Regions from separate parts of the Homo sapiens genome. Here all the other regions are linked to region 1. Evidence: read pairs that join two places in POLR2A ChIA-PET (ENCODE). Cell type or tissue: A673. All regions are shown on one strand. Region 1 overlaps LINC01035 (long intergenic non-protein coding RNA 1035). Region 2 has its middle 230 kb from the start of LINC03121. Region 3 has its middle 200 kb from the start of LINC01720.

The links. Peaks named below come from ENCODE experiments on the same cell type or tissue, not always from the same donor. Only the 100,000 strongest peaks of a DNase experiment are listed, where the experiment ranks them.
Region 2: POLR2A ChIA-PET joins it to region 1 with 5 read pairs; 1 of 35 experiments calls an interaction of 5 or more read pairs at or near these places.
Region 3: POLR2A ChIA-PET joins it to region 1 with 17 read pairs; 1 of 35 experiments calls an interaction of 5 or more read pairs at or near these places.

The regions. Positions count from the first base shown.
Region 1 is chr1:188,976,970-188,979,469 of GRCh38, forward strand. All of the region lies in intron 1 of LINC01035 (long intergenic non-protein coding RNA 1035), which reads left to right. Among named protein-coding and RNA genes, the nearest start is that of LINC01035, 73 kb to the left of the region's middle. In A673, no CTCF peak of the experiment used is centred here; DNase peaks (open chromatin) are centred at 1,162 and 1,702; H3K27ac peaks cover 2,164 bases.
Region 2 is chr1:188,445,753-188,448,252 of GRCh38, forward strand. No RefSeq gene overlaps it. Among named protein-coding and RNA genes, the nearest start is that of LINC03121, 230 kb to the left of the region's middle. In A673, no CTCF peak of the experiment used is centred here; a DNase peak (open chromatin) is centred at 1,329; H3K27ac peaks cover 919 bases.
Region 3 is chr1:190,822,268-190,824,767 of GRCh38, forward strand. No RefSeq gene overlaps it. Among named protein-coding and RNA genes, the nearest start is that of LINC01720, 200 kb to the left of the region's middle. RefSeq lists a silencer at 1,779-1,979. In A673, no CTCF peak of the experiment used is centred here; a DNase peak (open chromatin) is centred at 1,224; H3K27ac peaks cover 1,713 bases.

The DNA.
Region 1 (2,500 bases):
TATTGCAATTCATGACCATAAATGTTGATTTTTCCAAGATACATTATTACACCTCAGGAAATGTGATGTTTCTATTCACAATTATCAGAAGTACAAAGGGAGAAAACTAAGCCTTAAATTGCAACATATGATTTTTAAATGTGCTGATCAGTTTCAATGTGGGCATGTAAATCTGTATGATTTTCTCACATTAGAAATGAACAGATGTACTTTCACAAAAAGTACAGTAAATCAGCTTTGTAACTTTGACAAAAGTTTTGGGCTGTTACTGTTCTGCACATAGTAGTTTAGCAAATCAATTTTCTAAAAGAAATTATTTTTACAATAAAAGCATTGGCATTTTGAATAAGACAATCATTGGCTGTATGGTAGTGTCTTTCTCTTCAAGATCTTCAAAAATAGTCCTACTACAAGATCCAGCAGTCATGCTCCTAAGTATTTACTTAACTGATTTGAAATAATATGTACATATAAAGTCTGACAATAAATGGTTACAGCAGCTTTATTCATAATTGCCAAAAATAATTCATTGTTGCGACAAAGATGTCATTTGACAGGAGAGGAGAATGGGTAAAAACCTGTGATATCTTTATGCAATTGAATACTATTCAGTGATAAAAAAGAATGAGTTTAAGCTGCCTAAAGACATGGATGGAAGGGTGAAGAAAAAGACGCATATTTAATTAACTTAGGAGATAAATGGAAACTCAGTCAAAAGACAGAAGGCACTGTACTGTAGTTGGTAAATGCATTTTTCCATGGGAGTACAAGCTCACAACTCTGAAAATGTGAAATATAAATTGAACAATTAAGTAATAGATGGTATACGGTGGGAAACTGGTTTCTCATCATTAGAGAAGGATGCATGTGGTACTGTAATTGTTGAGAGACCTAAGTATGAACTTACGCAGGGCTTAATATAGATACAGATATATACATATATAAATATTTACAAACATGTAAATATACAGACATATATTTCCTTTCTTTGTCAGCCAAGAGGACCCGTGCAATTTTTGTACCACTGAACACAACTAGCACTTAGATCTTATTTTCTCATCCACTTGCCAATAAAACAAAGGACTCCTGGAAGAAATTGGTAATTCAAGGGCTGGGACAGGAAATATACAAGATGAACCTGAAACATCTCATAGTGCCAGAAAGTGAGGAAGTTTTTAAAATCCACGATGATTACATGTGACAAAAGGTCATAACTCGCAACTGATTTAGCTCCCAATGACCAAAGTAGAAATGATTTGAAGAAAAACTAAGTTAGCATAGCATTGGGCTATAGCTCAAAGTATAAATTAAATATTCACAAATCCATAACAAAACACATGCACAAAAGAAGGAAGGAAAGAAGGAAGGAAGGAAGGAAGGAAGGAAGGGAGGGAGGGAGGGAGGGAGGGAGGGAGGGAGGGAGGGAGGGAAAGAGGGAGGGAGGGACGGAGGGAAGGAAGGAAGGAAGGAAGGAAGGGAGGGAGGGAGGGAGGGAAAGAGGGAGGGAGGGACGGAGGGAAGGAAGGAAGGAAGAAAGGAAGGAAGGAAGGAAGGAAAATGAAAGGAAAGGAAAGGAAGAGGATCAAGGAGACAATCAACCAGGTAATCAAGGAGGGAAGGAGGGAAAAAAAGAAGGAAGGGAGGGAACAGACAACAGATGTGAAGAATTCCAAATACTTTATGTAGATACTCTGCCTCCAACAAAACTTTCTACCTCATAAATGATGGACTGTGCATAGCGAATTCTTTCCAAAGAGTACAGTATGGAAAATAAGAAAAAAATGATAACTTTATGCTTGAGACATCTCACAAACACTAGCTCAACTAGCTGATCAAGTCAATGTACACAGTAATAGCTCATGTTGATACTATCTACCCTTGATAAATTGTGATGGTAATGGCAATTTATGTCAGTGATCTTCCTCTACAAGACCCATAAACTCTAGTCTAATAATGAGAAACCACCCTAAATAAACCCTAATTGAAAGATATTCTTCAAAGTACAACATCCGTATCCTTCAAAGCGTTAAGGTTATCAAAACTTTTAATAGACCGAAAAATTTTTACATTTGCAGGAAGCCCAAGTAACATTTGAATTTTGTGAGTGTTATAGGTTGGCATAACAGAGAAGCTTGGATTCAGAAAGATAAAAATATACAGTGTAGCTGAGTCTATCGGCTTAGATAATGTCTGCACCAAAACCTGCATGCTTACAGCAAATAGATTTAGAGGATTTCGGATAGGCAATGTTTCTTAGGCAAAATGGAGGCTTAAATTTTACTTCTAATAACTTGATGCGTGGCTTTCTTCTTCAATTTCTCTTAAACAGTGTTGAAAATGACTTTTTCTTTATTCAAAGGTCATTACATAAACCAAGTAATGAGTAAAATAATGCATTGGAGGCTTTAAACTGCTACACCAATAGTGTATACTTTTTGAGCTCTTATTATTTATTATTATTATACAATATTTATTGAAAATTTTGGCTGCCATCATCCTG
Region 2 (2,500 bases), 530 kb before region 1:
CTTGCAGAAGGCAGATAGTAGGCCTTCCTATCTACTACAATTGCATGAGCCAATGCCCGTAACAAATATCTCCTTCTAAGTATCTATATTTATCCCATTAGTCTCATTTATCTGGATAACCAGGACTGATAAACATATTAATTAATTTTTGTCTTCAAAATGGCTTTCACTTACCTGAGTACTGGTTATTAGTTAATGACATAGATTTTAATGAGTCATCATCTTGTAAGTATTGGGATATCTGCAACTTATGTCAAATATCATCTGGATGATTTTTCTGGAGATTAAATATCATGCATTTTGGAAATACATGAAGTAGTCAGATAAAGATTTGAATGTATTCATTTCAGACTAGGCTTTTCTGATGCATGCGTCAGTATATAATTACAAATTACTAATGTTTTGTGAGAAATGTAGGATTTAAATACATATTGAAATTTACATAGCATAAATATATGTTGAGAAAGGTGCAAGGATTAATTAATGAAAATATCTTATTTCTCATACTTTTGTTTGATTAATAGAAAAATGTGACCTGGAGTATTATTTTCATCTTTATCATCGAACAAATAATCCAAAAAATAATTTTCTGAGTGCATATTACTTTTAATCTATTTTACTATAAAAATGTTACATTTAATATTTTTAAAATGGAAAATTTGATATGTATATGTACCAATGTTAGATTATTCCAACTAAACATATTTGTTTTATTTTAAATAAACCTTTTTTTTGGGCTCATTTGGTGGGACATGAAAATCATGTCCCACATTCTGTAAAACACTTGATATACATCATATTGTTATTAACAATAATTATAATGTTCTCTCTTTTCAAATGTACAGTATCTATGGGACAATTCTCTGTGTTAAGGTTCATTATTCAAATGACCTTTGTTCTTTTTTTCCTCTCTGAAAGATAAGCATCATTCCCACTTTACTAGAATTCTTTTTGAGTATTCCTGGGAGGCCTCATATAGCAAATGATTGTATATTTTCCTTCTAGGACATGGCCCTTACCAAATATCTATTCAATGTTGGATTTCTATGTCTATTCTTCCTTTCTTCCTCCCTCCTCCCCTCCCACCCTCCCTCCCTCCCTCCCTCCTTCCTTCCTTCCTTCCTTCTTTCCTTCCTTCCTTCCTTCCTTCCATCTATTCAGTATTGGATTTCTATATCCTTCCTTTCCTTCCTTCATTCTTTCCTTTCTTCCTTCCTTCCCTCCTTCCATCTATTCAGTATTGGATTTCTATTTCCTTCCTTCCTTCCTTCCTTTCTTCCCTCCCTCCCTCCCCCTCTCTCTTTTCATTTTTTTTAAGGTTTTCACCTTGGTATCCCAGTAACCCAGACGTAAGTCGTGTCACTTAGGTGGCTATTGCGTGTGACTACATGCATGCTGATTTTTTCCTTATTCTGAGAATGTTGACGGAATAGTTCTGCTTGTATGTGAACAAAACTTACCCTCAGAAGTATAACTATATCATGTCTATAAGCCACTGTTAAAAATACCTCAATGCTTCCTTATAATCTATGCAGTAAATCATCAAAATATATACAAATTTAATAGTTAAAACTTTTTAATGGCAGCAACATTTATGGGAGAGAAAGTTAGAAACAACTTTCTTAGAAATGTTTAACTTAATTTTCATATAACTCTGACTTTATTGTTACCATGTAAATTACCGAGGCATAATAAGTAGTCCAACACATTTTAATTTTGTTTTCTTCATAAGAAATAAACGTAGTAGCTTTATTTTCCATCAATTGAATTAAATATAATTAGTCTTAAATAATATAATTACAAAGTTTTCTTTTCAATTAGACCTTTATATACTTGTAACAAAAACTGCTTGTGATTCTGTGTACTATATCTAAACAAGTGTCATTATGACCTAAAAGCTTTACGCCTTTTATGTACTTTAGTCTGAAACATTTACTGCTACTATTACATTTTGCAATTACAGTGAAGTGAGGCAGAAAATAGCAGTTCAAAAATGTATTCAAGTAATGAAGTTGGAACCATTAGTTTCAAGGCTCTTGTTATTTTAGTAAATATTTAATCTTTCTAGCAGCATGGGTTCCTAATTGATCTTTAAGTATTATTGTTCTTGGACATTTCTAATCGACTTCTAATTGCTACATTAAGGCAGTTAGGGAATAAAATGTAATGGATGGTGGAGACTTTTACAGTACACTTAATCAACAGAATATAGTAAAACTTATAACTCATTTCCATTATTGAAATTTGAATCAAAATACACTAAAGTCTACCTTTATATCCATCTTCTTATTTTGAAGAGTTCTACTGATCTAAAGAAATCCATAAATAATGTATTCCATTTATGCTAAGATAGATATGTGCAATAAATTATTAAGATGTGATTTAAAATCTCTTTTAATAATAGTTATTTTTGGTAATTCCCAGGTTCCTATGTATTTCATTTTAATTTTATTCAGATCACCTTTAATTTTCATGTATATCTATCTCTTTATCTCCCTAA
Region 3 (2,500 bases), 1.8 Mb after region 1:
TTAATTTTTTATTAAATAACAAAACAGAAATATAACAAATAAATTTTTGAAGCTATTATATGTTTATTAAGATTAAGAAAAGCAACTGCTAGCAAAAGTAACCAAATTAAAAACAAAAATAAAACAGAAAACACACATCAATTTCATAAATGAAAGGTAGGTTATCACTATTGATGTATTAAAGGAATCGTCATATTAAGAGAATTACCACACACAACTTAGTCCACTCAAATCTGATTATTTTAATAAAAGGTACACCTTTCTTGGAAGAAAAAAATCACAAAAATTCACACAAGAAAAAATAGGTAATCTGAATTGATTTATTAATATTATAGAAAATTATTCCATAATTAAAAACATTTTAAGAAAGGAAGCACCTGATTCAGATTATTTGACTGTTGAATTTTACCTACACTAAATGAAGAAGTGATAACAATTCTTCACAATCTCTTCCAGAAAAAGAAAATAGAGGAAATGCTTACTAACTGATTCTTAAAGTCAATATTATTATAATATCCAAATCAGGTAAAGATATTATTAAAAGAAACAATTGGCCTGTATTTCTCATTAATACTGATGCAAGGATGCTTAATAATGTATTAGCAAGTTGAATTCAACAGTATATAAAAAGAGTTATACAAAAAAAACTGAGTGTGATTTCTTTCTGATATGTAGTATTAGTTCCATATTTAAAAATCAGTGTAATCCACCACTGATGAACATAACAAAGAAGAATAATCATATGACAATACCAATTGACAGAGGAAAAAAATGTCAAATCCAACACCCAATCACGCAAAACAAACAAGCAAAGAAACAAAACTCTCAGTAAACTGAGTAGAGAGAAGATTTCTCAGCTTCATAAAGATCATGAGCCCAGACATGGTGACTCATGCCTCTAACCCCAGCATGGGATTGGGAGGACAAGGTGGGTGGATCACCTGAGGTCAGGAGTTTGAGACCAGCCTGGCCAACATGGTGAAATCCCGTGGCTGCTAAAAATACAAAAATTAGCTGGGTGTGGTGGCACACACCTGTAATCCCAGCTACTCAGGATGCTGAGGCACAACAATAATTTGAACCTGGGAGGTGGAGGTGGCAGTGAGCCGAGATCACACCACTTTAGCCTAGACAACAGTGTGAGACTCTGAAGAAAAAGAAAGAAAAGAAAGAGAGAAGGAAGGAAGGAAGGAAGGAAGGAAGGAAGGAAGGAAGGAAGGAAGGAAGCTCAATAATATTCTGGAAGTCCTACATAGTACAATATAAGAAAAAAATAAAGGTTACATATTAGAAAGCAAGAAAAAATTACTTGCATTGTTTGCGGACAACATGAACGTCAATGAGGAAAGCCCCAAAGAAATGACAATAAGAAATTCTGGAATGATTAACTGAGTATAGCAAGATCACAGGGTACAGGATTTAAATATAAAAGTCAATTGCTTTTGTATATGCCAGTAATGAATAATTATAATTTGATATTTAAAAATACAATAGCACACGCAAAAAAGGAAATGGGTATAAGTCTTTCAAAATATGTACAGCATATACATGTAGAAAACTATAAAGCTCTAATAAAAGCAATACACAAAAATCTAAATAAACAGAGAGATAATAATTTATTTATGGATCAGAATACCCAATGTTGTTAAGATATCAACTCTTACCAATTATACATATGTTCAACAAAATCTCTCTCTAAATCCCATCAAATTGTACTTTTCTTGGTGTAGACATACTGATTCTAAAGGTTATAAGACAAGTCAAAAAACCTAGAATAATCAATACTACTTCGCTTAAGAAGAACAAAGTTAGAAGACACACTCTACCCAATCTCAAGGCATACCACAAAGCTAAGGCAAACAAGACAGCATGGTTCTCGTGAAAAGATAGATACCTAAAGCATTAAGACAGGAAAAAATGTTGAGATACAGCCCCACAGAAATACAGTCACCTGACAAAAAGGAAAGGCATTTCAATAAAAGAAGACTGATCATTTCACCAAATGGCATTGGAATAATTGGGTGTCCTTATGCAAAACAAAACAGAGAAGCAAAAAACTAGAAAAAGACCTTATACTTTTCACTAAAATTAACTCATAATAGATTGTCAGATTAAATGTAAAACATAAAATTTAAAAAAAAATTGTAGAAGAAAATGTTGGTGATCTTAGATTTGTATGAGCTTTTAAGTATATTTCTAGATGAATAACCCATGGCAGAAAAAACAAAGTGATAAACTAGATATTACTAAGTTAAAAACTACTGCTCATAACAGCATCTTAGTAGCAAAGGATACTGTTTAAAAAATTTAAAGTACAGACTCATAAGCTTTTTTCAAAACGAATATCCCATAAAGGACTTGAATAAAAAATATACAAAAAATATTGTAAAACTCAACAATTAGAAAACAAGCAACCCAATTTAAAAATGGGCAAAAGATCTAAATAGACACTTCAGCTTACATAAACAAATAGAAAATAAACATACAAAGTCATACTCAA